2 separate regions of the Homo sapiens genome follow, and region 1 is linked to region 2. The links are chromatin contacts, found by Hi-C or POLR2A ChIA-PET in ENCODE. All regions are on one chromosome and are shown on one strand. Each heading gives the region's core, a stretch centred on a gene start or an enhancer-like site at or near the end of the contact. The rest is flanking DNA. Distances are from core to core; before and after follow the strand shown.

Evidence for each region. A loop is a pair of places that touch in the nucleus more often than their neighbours do. ChIA-PET counts read pairs that join two places held with the same protein, here RNA polymerase II (POLR2A). Pooled maps may share reads with other maps.
Region 1: a loop to region 2 is called in a pooled map, with 4 times the contacts of the local background. The contact joins the enhancer-like site here to the promoter of MIR223HG in region 2. A Hi-C loop is called at or near these places in 8 of 50 pooled maps. POLR2A ChIA-PET finds 5 or more read pairs at or near these places in 3 of 52 experiments (BJ, T-cell and naive thymus-derived CD4-positive, alpha-beta T cell).

What each region holds. Positions count from the first base shown.
Region 1 is chrX:66,071,512-66,078,347 of GRCh38, forward strand. It overlaps the pseudogene EIF4BP9. Among named protein-coding and RNA genes, the nearest start is that of VSIG4, 35 kb to the left of the region's middle. Within about 2 kb of position 3,565, at least 8 of the 41 ENCODE cell types and tissues checked have a DNase peak (open chromatin) inside an H3K27ac peak, as active enhancers do.
Region 2 is chrX:66,011,711-66,018,194 of GRCh38, forward strand. It overlaps MIR223HG (MIR223 host gene), which reads left to right and starts at 3,751. Exons shown (of 3, transcript NR_170299.1): 1 at 3,751-3,841; 2 at 5,355-5,479. RefSeq lists an enhancer at 1,540-1,609.

The DNA of each region.
Region 1 (6,836 bases), core at 2,315-4,814, 60 kb after region 2:
CAGACAATACATTTCTTAGATTATGGCAGGTCCTTGACCAAGAAAACACAAACCATATAGTATTTTCCAGTTATAGATATTTCACTTCCAGACTATAAAGCTTACTGCTATTCAGAAGATTTCAGTATGTAATTAACTTGTTATAGTTTAGCCAGAGTGGACCACAGTCGAGTAAAATACCAGAGTTTTCAAATTGAAGAGGTCCAGAAAAGAAGGATAAAGGCAAAACCAGATTACTCTGTTCCCTAGGAATCCTGAATAGGAAGCACTCTTCAACCTGGGAAAACTTTCAGCCCACAAGATGCCTTTTTGCCTATGTGGTGCCAGGTAAAGATGATAAATCACTTCACTGTCCCTAATCAGAAATGAAATGTGAGATATTGCAACAACGTAACTGGCTAGTCCAAATGACCTCTAGGGTCCTTCTATCTATGAGATTCTGTATATATGCAACCTAGGCTTTGAAATGACTGTATTCCTCCTAGTGAACAGCACTCAGTCTGAATCTCATCAGTAGATGAGAGCCACAAGACTTGGGGAGTGGGACCTACATCAATTGTCAGAGTGTAAAAAATTTGCATATTTTTACCTTACCCCATGATATAGATCTTGACTTCATTTTATAGTGCCATTCATTATTAAAAGGAGGTGCTGTGAGGACCATTTATGGTATTATTATCAACTATTATTTAACCTGATTTAAAGAGCTCAAAATGCCAGTAAATTCTAATAGGTCAGGAGCCTTTGGTCTTCCCTGTAGCTTTCTCAGTCTAGTAGAACTTGAACTCAGCTTTGATGGCCAACTAATAATCATCCCAAACTAGTTGCCTTCTGAGGCAACTCAGTGCCCTGAAGAGTGACGATTATTTTGCTGCTTAAAGTAGTACATTTTGGCACAGGTTCGAGGGGCTGGTCCACACTTAAGTTTGACATTAGGCTAAGGAAGCTCACATGGCCCCCTTTTGGGTGTGTTTGTTTGTTTGTTTGTTTGTTTGTTTCTCTCTCTCTCTTTTGAACTTGAAAGATCATATTTATTTGGAGAAAACAAAAAACCCACAACACAAAAGATGGGATTTTACATCTCAAGGCATCTCCCAGGTAATAAGTCTACAGATTACAAATTATTTTCATAGAAGATATTTTTCTACAAATTTTGCATGTATTCAGGAGCAGGCCATTAATTAATTCCCATTTCTTTTTTAACAGGGAGGCAAGGTAGAGGAGAGGGAAAAAGTTTTGGATACAACTATTTGGAAGGAGAGTAGACATGAAGATGGCAAATTCTAGCTTTTCATTACCTAAAATCAATGTTTTTTTTCTTTTAAAAACCTTCCAATCTTCAGTATATCTTTAAAAGCCCACTTCTTAGCTACTAGCCAATCCACACCAATTATTTAAATTCACTTGGTAGACACCTTTGTGTGCTGGCTAAATTATATTCATTATGCCCACTGCTGAAGCATGCATAAACCAACACCCCTGCATGGCTGAACAGGGCCTAATCTAGGACTGATGGGAGAAGGGCTTGTAAACAAAGATCAAGATGTCTTTTCTCTGGTGATACTGTCTACCAAGCTGATCCCTACAAAAATTCACATAAAAGCAGGCAAGTTTAGCTACTGTGTTGCAAGAGAAACCAGGAACTTGTTAAATAGTTCTCTCCATTACCATTTATTCTCTCAAGGGAAGCTTAAAAAAAAAAAAAGAAAAAGAAAAAGAAAGAACAACACATTAGTCTGACCACCTCATAAATCCAACAAGCATTGGTGTGGCATTTCAGTGGAGAAGAAAACTTGGGGGAAAAAACCCCATCAAGGTTGTAAGAAAGGCTCCCAATTTAACTGTCCCTGTCCCTATTTATCCACCTTTATTCACCACCCAAGACCATCCATTATTCTAGAGCACTCTGATCTATAAAAGGGGTCAAAGCATCAGGAGCAGGCAGGGTGTGAGAACCAAAAGGCAAGAAACTGATTTGCTTGAGAAAAGCAGAGATTCTTCCTTTCACAGCTCTCCATGGCTGAGAGAGAGAATGCCCAAGAGATCATCTCTGTGACTTAGAGACTGCTTTTTGGGAGGTTAAGAGTCGCATGAAGAACTTAAGATGATGACAAGAGCCTAAATTTTTAAAGTTTCAAGGTTTCAACAGAACGTAGATATATTTGAACTTTCAAAAAGCAGAGTGTTTAGAAAGGGAAAACCAGGACACACAAAACATTGGGAATTACTATGACTCCCAAGTGCTTCTGGCTCCAGGAAATAACCATTCATGTGTTTGCTGGAGGTCACACAATTTTTCCCTATTACCTGGTGCAAAATGACTCATCACCTCCCAAAAGCTTCTTTTCAAACCACGATTTTCCCATTTATTTTGGTCGAATGCAGTCCTATTCGTTATGGCCTATAGACTCACTCCCAACTCCTGGGTGGTAAAAAAAAAAAAAAAAAAAAAAAAAAAAATGAGGGAATTCCCCCTAGGCTGGCCTCCAAAGTCAGGATTAAATAGGAGGAGCTGCTGGCAGCCTGCTGGAGACTAAAACAACTTGAGGCTAAATCTACCTTTCCAAGAGTGGAAAATTTATTCAGATAATGTTTGAGAATTCATATATGCCACAATAGGATAGAAACGAAACAGTAGAAATCTCACACTTTCCCTTATACCTCCCTCCTCTACTGCCCAATCAGACTCCAAATGTTATATCACTGTCTTTACCATTTCTGCTAAATTGAGGCCCCTAGGCACTAATCACACTGGCAACTGCATGGTGACATAATGCACCACAACTTTTCCACTAAAAATCTCTAGTCTCTTTCTCTCTGGCTATATTGGTGATTCTCCAGTTACTTCAGTACTTTAAAGGCTGCAGCAGCATGAATAAGAATTTCCTTTAAAAAAAATTAGGTAAGAAAGGTCTCCAGGAGATGGTGAGTTTTATTTTGTCTTGTCTGGATAGAGGTTTGATTTGCTCTCGAATGTTCCAGGGTGGAGAGAAACTAGGAGAAAGCACAGGATGTTGAGGTCTCTGTGGCTTAATCTTCTCCCTCATTTTCATCTTCACCATCAATGGAGAGAGCAGCATACTTCCTTGCAGAACTGAACTTGGAAGCTGGATTTTCCTCAGGTTTCTTTGGCTCAGGTGCAGATCTGGAGTCTTTATCCTTTTTGTCATCTTTCCTATCTGACTCCTTCCAGTGGTCTTTGTTCCCTCCCTCTCCTGGACCATGGCTAGAGTTCCCAGTTTGGCCTTTTGGGATATTCATCCCATCTCCTTCATTTTCGTCTTTCCTTGCTAGTCCTTACTCAGATGGTTGAGCTGGAGCTACTTTACCCCACCAATTGTAGGGGATTGCTGCTCTGTGTCTGAGCTCTGAGATTGAGCAGGAGGGTTAGAACTTCACTTCACCCAACCATTCTCCTTTGGTGGAGGGGCTGGCATTACCTTTAGGGACTGATCAGGTTTGGGAGGTTTAGAAGTTGGAGAGTGACAGTCTTCCTCCTTATTGAGTGTTTCATTTTCTAGTGACTTCTCACTCACTCTCCTTCGTGCATTTCTGCCGGATGTGGCGGAGGTCCCAGTCTGCAATGACTCACTTCCTGTCCTCAACTGTTCCCGTTCCTGAGTTTCTTCACTTTGTCAGCTTGGGTGTCTCTCCCGAGGCCGTCGTTCTAGTTTTGGCTCATCCAGCTGAAGCTGCAACTTCTCGTGTTCCTTCTGTAGCTGTTCTTCTACTTCTCTTTCTCTAGCAGCTGTGTCAACGGGCTTTGCCCCTCCAAAGACAGAAGCATCTCTACTGGACTGGGAGGTACTAGCAGTGGAATCATCTCCTTAGGAGCACTCCGAGGCTTTAGATTCAGTTTGGGTCTTTGGGAGGGACCTCTATCATCACCCATATAATCATCCCGAGAGTAATCATCTCTGGAGCTCCATGACCGATCATCCTGTCTGTCTTATTGGTCTTCATAGCCAGTCCCGCCTCCTCTATAGTCATCATCCCTGTGGCACCCACTGCCAAATGCCCTTCTGCCACTGCCTATCCGGGAATCATAGCGTCTATCATAGTCTCTGCTGCCTTGGTCATCATAGCGATCCCGGCTGCCACATCAATCCATATCCCAGTGTGGGCCATCCCAATACCCATCCTGATACCCATCGTGATACCGGTCTGAATCATAACTATCTCGATACTTGTCTCCAAAGCTATCATCACTTCTTAGTCATCAAAGCTGTCTGTGGCAGGACGAGCCCTCCAGTCTGTATCTGTTTTGTCAGAATCCCGATTTCTATCATGGCCAAAAGAACGATCCTCCCTGTCTTTCCCCTGTGCTTGATCAGCAACGTCCACTTGAATTTTCCTGTTACCTAGAGACTCTTCATTGAGACTCATGGAACTGAGCAGGAAATCTAGGTCCTCAATTTCAGCATAATCAAAACCTTTCAACCTCTCTGGATTGCTGGGTTTACGTGACAAACGCACTGCACTGATATTTAATCCTCGAAAGAGTTCCTTAATTGACTCTTCTGTCATATCATAGGATAGGTTCCCTAGAAAAGCAGTGTAGGGTGGTGATTTGGGAAGACGGTCGATATTGGGTTCCCGAGCAGCCCGTGGAGCAGTGGGAAGGATGGAACGGTCAATTGGAGGCACCCTATACACTTCATCATCATTACTGTGCCAAGTTGTTGAAACATCTCCTTCCAGGTCATCTGTTTCATCAGCCCAGGGTACTGGTTTGGAAACATAGGTGCTTCCTCCACCAATCCTCCCATCCTCAGCCAGAAAGTATGTTAGGGAGAGTCTTCTCCTTCTTCTTCTTTTTTGCTGAGGCCACCATGTTGGGAGAGGGAAAGAGTTTTGGGTGTGTTTCTCAGGAAGCTTTTCTCACTGGGGTTGGGCAATAAATGAGGGTCAGTAGCAGGGAATAACACAAATATAAAATGATAAAGCATGTAAACAGACAAATGTAAGCACTGCTGATGAAGGTGAAATTCAGGCAGACTCCCTTCCTCCACATGGTACTCAAGGTTTTCATGGGTAGAGATTTGCTGACAATAGTGACTTTGTGGCTCCAATTTAGTAGTATTTCTGCTGAAGCACCCACAACCTCCTAGTTTCGGGAAATGAAGACTTTTTTTTTCTTCCTATAGTTTTGTGCCAAGCAAGAGGTTTCACCCTACTTACAGAGTTAATTTCAGATATAAGATGGGGAGGGGGGGATTTTACACTACCAATGCCTGGCTTTCATTTTTAGAAGATCGCAAAAGAACAAATACCAAATATATTGTCAAAGAGTGCATCTGTGGTATATGAGAACCAATGATAATACGTGGGAGTGCAAGTACAGGGAAAATGTTTCCTTAATTATGTTTTGTTCCCCTCACTATAATATTATATTATACTTTGGACTAAGAAGAACCCTTCCCTTCCCTTTTTCTCTTCCCTTCCCTTTTTCCCTTCCTTCCCTTCCCTTCTTTCCTTCCCTTCTTCCCTTTCCTTCCCTTCTTCCCTTCCCTTCCCTTCTTCCCTTCCCTTCCCTTCCCTTCTTCCCTTCCCTTCCCTTCTTCCCTTCCCTTCCCTTCTTCCCTTCCCTTCTTCCCTTCCCTTCTTCCCTTCCCTCCCCTTCTTTTCCCTTCTTCCCTTCCCTCCCCTCCTTCCCTTCCATTCTTCCCTTCCCTTCCCTCCTTCCCTTCCCTCCTTCCCCTCCCTCCTTCCCTTCCCTCCTTCCCTCCCCTCCTTCCCTTCCCTCCTTCCCTTCTCTCCTTCTCTCCCCTCCCCTCCCCTCCCCTTCCCTTCCCTTCCCAATAGGGTCTCACTCTGTCATCCAGGCTGGAGTGCAGTGGCACAATCACAGCTCACTGCAGCCTTTACCTCCCTGGGCTCAAGCAATCCTCCCACCTCAGCCTCCTGGGTAGCTGGGACTACACATGCACACCACCATGACCAGCTAATTTTTGTGTTTTTAGTAGAGACAGCATTTTGTTATGCTCAGGCTGGTCTCAAACTCCTGAACTCAAGCAATCCTCCTGCCTTGGCCTCCCAAACTGCTGGGATAACAGGCATGAGCTACTGCACCTGGCCACAAGTAATTTTCTAACCTCAGAAGAATATGCCTGAAAATATACAGATTTCTTCAGAAACACAAATCATACATCAGACCTAAGACCCGGTATAAGATATTGATCATAATTTAGTTTTCTCCTAAAAAATGTCTGATTGGTTAAGGTTTCAAAGTAAACATTGAATCAATATTCAAATGTACAATCAGGGATGTATGATAGAATTATGCTACTTCTCAGCTAGATTTGAGGTTCACTAGCTATATACTTGGATTTCCAAATCCCAATCACCATCGTAAATAGTGTTTCTTGGTTTATCAGAAAGGAAAGTGAAAGAGTGTGCAGAGGTACCCTTCAAAGTCTCTGCAAGCTTCTGTTGATATATTCCTGCCTTTCTTCCACTCTATCCAAAGTGATTTCCAGATTATGAAAAAAATTACAAAGTAAGCATTCTCTTTAAAAACATGTGGAGAACCCCCTAGTTTAAAGAAGAAAGAGATTTTGTACCTGTTCATTATAACATTACATTGAGTATCTGGTTTGTCTTCAATCAAGATTGGAGCATTGACATGGAAAGGAGAAAACACCAACTCCAAAGAAATATTTATAGTTGCCTCTCCAAATAATTCCTGGATCATTAGTTCTTGGAAATCTGGTACCACTAAATCCAAACCAATGGCCAGTGAATCTTCACTCATAGGTACATCCTGAATTGATATTTTGGGGTATTTCCTGAGAAATAATCAACACAGGAAAATATTAATCCTACATGTTGCAAGA
Region 2 (6,484 bases), core at 2,501-5,000:
GACCATGTCTTATACCTGTTCTGGTCAATACAGTAGCCACTAGCCACAGATGGCAATTTAACACTAGAAATATGGCAAGTTCAAATTGAGATGTACTGTTTGCATAAAATACATACTACATTTTGAATAATGTAAAATATCTTATTAACAAATACTTACATTGTTTACAGGTTGAAATAACATTGTGGATGTATTGAGCTAAACAAAATATATTATTAAAATTAGTTTCACTTAAAAATTTTTCATGTGGTTATTATAATAATTGTGGCTCGCATTACATTTGTATTAGATTGTTGTATATTTCTGTTCTGTTGTATGTTTATTTTTTCCCCTTTTGCCAAGCATAGAGCTTTGTAGCCAGTAGGTGCTCAACACACCCTTGCTGAATATACTTAAGCTGTAGTTATTGGGTTAATTGCTGCCATTTATCTTGTCAGTGTCACTGTTTTGTGGCAGCCTCACAGTGAAACCTCTGTCCCTAGGCCCAGGTGTACAAAAAGTTCTTTAGTCCTGGCCTGCGGGTGCCCTACACATTGCATCAGCCTTTGTATTTCCTTTCAGAGGAAACCCCAATGCAATCCTATGCATAGCAATCACTAGGGTTGAGGTAGAGTGTGTGGACACAAGCCACTTGCACAGGAAGTGGCCTTAGCTTTGCAATTTTCCCTGGGGCCTCTTCTTGAAAGTCTTCTGAAAGGAGGTGGGGGTGAGTGAACAGGAAGATAAACTCAAAGTGAAGGGTGGGGGCTTCTCAGCTCCTTCATGGAGGTTGGGTAAGCTAAGCAATGTGGGGACATTGGGCTATGAGGTCTCTTTCTTTTGCTTATGCATTGACTCATTCACTTATTCACCTCACAGTTCTGGGATAACTAGTTTATTCCTAGGCCTAAGAAGACAGTAAAGATCAAACATAGTTCCTACTTTGGGCAGTGCTTGGTCTTCTGGGAGAGACTGACACCTAAGTGCTGTGTGGATGTTTTTCAAGAGTAGAGGAGGGCAAGGTGGGAAGCAACTAATTTTGCAGGTGGTTGTCAGAGAAGGCTTTCCAGAGACAGTGAGCATCATTTTTTTCCTCTCTATCCCTTAAGATGTAGCCAAAATCTTATTCTTCTGAGAACCTTTCCAGTTACCATCACCTTCTCATCTTCTGCCCTGGGAGAATCTTATATACGTATCTGACGGCACTTCATGACTTTGTCAAATTACTTATCATATTCTGTAGGGTGACATAGCTCTTGGGGTGCACACCTGTCTTCCATTTCCCTTTAGCCTGAGAATCCTTCAATCTGATGTGAGGACTAAGGCTCAGACAGGCTGTGTGTGATTGTTCAAGGTCACATAATCAATAAGTTACAGAGCTTGGTCTATAACCCAGGGTCTAAGATGCAGGGACTCTGATTCAGTGTTCTTTCCATTCCAGTACTGCGGAAACAAATGAGTGTGTCTGCAGTGTGGGACCCCAGCACTGCCTGCTTGCTCCGCTTGTCAACTATTTTCCCTTCTTTCTCATCTCCCTTCACAAGCACAGGCAAGGCAGAAATCATACAAAATGGGAAAACTTTGTGACTTTTGGTTGCTCTCTGCAGAAGCCTGGACAACAGATCAAAAAGAAGAAGCCCCTTTGTGCTGTTATTGGAAACTTGGCCCTTCCCAGCATACTTTGTGTTTGTGGGCTAAAGAGGAACTCTGAGCACAGTTCCCTTTTCTCGCATTCAGGCCATATGCATAGGTAGTATGATTTTCAGAGCCTTCTGTTTCCTAATGCTCTCTTTTATTGCCCTGTCTTTGGACTCAAAATAGATACCATTAATTACTACTTTAGGTAAACACATTGTCTCCAGAAACCCCTGTTAAAAGGCCAGTAGAGTACCCTAATTGATAGGGAAGAAAAAAACGTGTGTAGCTAAACTTAATCTCTATGGTATGCGTAGGAAGAAGGGGGTCCCATTTTAGCAAAGTGCCCGCAGGACTACCCTACTTCCGCTCCAAGCTTTAGTCAGAAACCAAAAGAAACAAGAACTGAATCTTTCTAGAAGCTAGATCTGGGGTCTTGAGGCCTGAGCCAATAAATTATTCTGGTAGAAGGAAGTTTTCTACAGAGTGATGTTAGTGCAAGTGAATCCCTATTTCAGGCTTTCACAGAGCCTCAGGTCCTGCAACCATGGGGAAGCCCACAGTGAGTAACGAAGAGCCACAAAGGAACCAGGGAATGTTTGAGTTGGAGTGGTCTCCAAGACCATTTAGTCCAACCTCTGTTGATTAAAGGAGAAACTAATGCCCAGGGAGGTAGTAGAGTGGGGACTAGGGCCCAGGGCTCTTGGCTCGCAGAATGTGGTCTTTCTTTTGAGCCTGAGTATATAAGAATGTACATAGCTTGAAAAGATTATTTACCACGGCTTGACTATCACTCAGGGCCATACTTCCACTAGTGTAGACAGAGGACTGTGACTTGGGCACTGCAGTCATTGAAAGCTATCAAAGTATAACCTGAAAGCATTGCCCCTCCCATCCTTCATGCCATCAGAATTCATGGTGGAGGGCACTGCATGATGGGAATTCATCATCTTCCTGGCTGTTAGTGGGGACTTCCAGGAGACTGCAAACATGAGGCATTAAGAAACCATCCACCTTCTTTTCACACCTTTCATGTCCCTCATTAGCCTGAAGGTCACAGTTGAACTTAGGGGTCTGGCACTAATTTTTCTTTCTCAAAGTCAACTACTTTCTTCTCCCTTCCTTGTAGCCAATGTGGGAAAGTAGACGAAAACCTCAACATTTGGAGTTAGACCTGAGTGAAAAATCTGCCTTCTCTATTATTTTCTAGTTTTGTTTCCTTAGACAGGTCACTTTATTTCTGTGTGCCTCAGTTTCCTCACCTATAAATAAGAATAATAATACCATACCAGAGAGTTGTTGAATAAATTAGATAATACACATGAAAGAATATCATAAGTACTCCAATAAATGTGAATTTCCTTATTTATTTCCTTCAGCAAGCCCCAAGATGACAGAATGTGGCTTGTGGTCATAACTGTGCCCCAGAGCCAGCTTCATAGGCATATGACTTGTACAGCTTCACAGGGCTCCATGCTTAGAAGGACCCCACACTTAGTTTAATGTTCTGCTGTCATCATCTTGATATTCTTAATTTTTAAATAAAGGGCCTATCGTTTTCATTTTTTACTGGGCCTTGCAAATTATGTAGCTGGTTCTGTATGCCAGGAGAGAAGTTGGAAGTAAAATGGTATTCCAGGACCAGGAGGCATTCTGGCAGAGTGAAAGAACATGTGATTTGGAGTCCATGGGGATGGGTTTAAATTTCAGCTTTCCACTAATTTGCTTTGTGATACTGAGTATTTCCTTTTATCCCTCAGAGGCTCTGTTTCTCAATTTTGACTACGGGTTTTTTCATTAGATAATGTCTCAGTTCTGGTATTCCAGGTTTCCCTCAATTATTCTGGGAAAACCTCCTTGACCCACAGGCAGAGCCTAGGGCAGCCAGGTGCTTTCTACTCTCTCTCTCTCTGCAGCTTGGAAAGTTAGTGTCTGTTGAAGGTCAGCTGGGAGTTGGTGGAGGCAGGGCAGTGGCCTGCTACTATTGCTGCAGTAGCAGACCCTTTCACAACAGCATTGTTTTGTCATTTTGCATCCAGATTTCCGTTGGCTAACCTCAGTCTTATCTTCCTCATTTCTGTTTCCTGTTGAAGACACCAAGGGCCCTTCAAAACACAGAAGCTTCTTGCTCACGGCAGAAAGCCCAATTCCATCTGGCCCCTGCAGGTTGGCTCAGCACTGGGGAATCAGAGTCCCCTCCATGACCAAGGCACCACTCCACTGACAGGTATGGTATCCATTTGCCCTCTCTTCTTGGATTCTCAAGCTGGGGCAGAGTCCATGGCAGCCAAGGGTGGCTTGGATCTGCCCATCCCATTCTCTTCAGACCCTCCTCAGGGATTAAGGTCAAAGGTGGGAGGAAGAAGGCTTCCATTGGCCTTTTATCCTAGAGGTTCTAATGGAGGGGAAAAGGGGATAGGATATTTTCTATCCAATCAGGATGTTTAGGAGATAGTCACATGGAAGTGGAATGGCCTTTGGACCCAGGAGTCAGGAAACCTGAGTAGCAGTCCTGGTTTTACCATTTACCCAATGTGTATCTTTGGGTAAGTCCTTTCTCCAATCTAGGACACAGTTTTTTCACCCCTTTTGCAAAATAAAAAAGTAAAAAGAGGAAAAGAATGATTAGATAGATGCTGTCTAGAGACCCATGGTTATTAGATTCCTAATTTTCATGATTGTCAGCCCTCTGTCAAGAAAGAAGATGAGAGTAATCTTTGCATATGTAACTGTGGGTGGGGCTGAACACATTCAAGAGGAGAGTGCTGGTGGTAATCCATATAGCACTCTCTGAGAGGCATGACTCAAAGATGAAAGCCTCTTTTCTAGTCCAATCTTTGACTCCTAGAGATTCAAAATTGAAAGACTCTTAGAGACTAGGTACATATGGAAGAAACTGAGGTCCAGAAAGAGGAAGAAAGGGACTTGCCCAAAGTCATACAGAGAATCTGTAGCACAGCTGGGTCTGGGCTCCCAGGTCAGTCCTCTTTTTGCTCTATCCTAGGAGGACTGAGACATCAAGCAGCAGGACCTGTCCTGTAACTGACCCAGGACAGGTCCTGCTCATACTAGAGGCAGTCTGGGATTTTTAGGCATGGTCCTGAGGACTTCTTCTTTTCTTCTATTTTTCTTTCAGGTACTTGGCTCACTCTGAGTGTTCAGAGATTCCTAGACACCTACTTACCCCTAATTCTTCTGGTCTATTCCCTCCAATTCCCTCCATAAAAACTGACCCATCCTTTGCATCAACAATAGTGGCTTGATGACGCTCTTCAGTAGAGGATTTTGCATTTCATATGGGGAAAAATGATGTTATTCTAAGTAATATAACAGACCAAGAGAAGAGCTTTCAAATTCCCTTAATATCATCCCATATAGATATTTATGTCTTCTTTCTATGGGTCTGGTGAACATTTCTCAACTGAATGTGATTTTCTTACATACACTCCATTGGAGAGGCATACCAGTCTAGTTTCAGCTCAACCACTAACTCCTTCCATTAATACTGAAGCAATGTTGTCTATAAGGCTCCACAAATTTCAAAGTACTAATAATTTTTAGCCCCTTTCATGCCTCCTTTCCAGCCTTTCTGGAGGTGAATAAAGTCAGAAAGTGCATTCAAAAGGCTGTGAACACCTCCAGCTTATCTAGGTCTTCTTACTGGAGCTGACAGCCAATGAGTGTAATGATACAAAAAAGGTAACAATCCATTTCTTTTTCTCCTGCCATCCCCAACTCAGACTCTGTTAATCAGCTTGCTTGGCTGGCCTCCAACCATAGGTCCAGGGGCTGAGACAAGGTCCTTTTGAGCTCCTATGTGGGAGGCTCTGGAAAGCTTAGCAACACTTTCCAACAACTTTGCCAGGTAAGTAGGTAAGTCTCCTTGTTCTCATTTCCAGAGAAGACAACTGAAACCCAAAGAAAGACTTGCCCAAGCCATGATTGGCTAGTTGATGGCCAAGACAGCATTAGAACACAAGTTTGTCGATTCTGTCATGCCATATTTGGTGACCATGACTGCTGCTTTTGCTGCTGGGTGGATTAGGCTGAATTGGGTAGGTAGAAAAGGAAGTGAGGGAGTGAAAGAGCTTTAGTTTTGAGATGACTGCCAGAACTTAAATTGAAGGAGTATGTTACCTTCTTAACATTCAATTAAAAGAATAGAGCAAGAAAAGACACTGATTGTTTTCTTGCTGAAAGACAAGGCTGAATCCCTCTGTCTTACCTGGGCTGGGACAGGGCTTTCCGGCCTCATGGGGGCAGTTTACCATTTCTGGTAACCTTGTGATGTTTGCCACTTTTCATGACAATATTTAATGTAGACCAGCTACCTGCTCACAGATCAACTGCCACAGCTGGTAAGGGCAGTAATTTGACACCAGCAACCTGGGATTTTTAGCAACAGGATCTGATTGTTGCCAAGGGAATTCTCCCAGAAGTTTCAGACCTGACCCTGCTCCTGGCAGCTTCCTTATTGCCCTGGTGGCTTGTGGGTTCAGTGATCCCAAATGTTGCATTACAAAGCTATTGCCTGTTTTTGCCCTCTTTGTTGATGTGTCTTCCCTTTCCCAGAGGGATATACAGAGAAGGGAGGCAAAATAACCAATGAGGAAAGCTGTATAAGGCATACTGCTGAACTGTAAAAAATTTATTGTATAAACTTTACAAGTCTCCTCCCCAACAGGAGCCTTTGTTATCTCATTTATAACCTAAGTGAGTGAGACTAGATGATCTTTAAGGGCACTTTAATAGCTGCCATTCTTGAGTCCCTATGGGACAAGAGGATCATGTTAGGCAAGGCTGAGACCACAAGAAATCAATGTCACACCTGTCCAGATCCTGCTAAATCAATTGCCAATAGCTCTTTCTT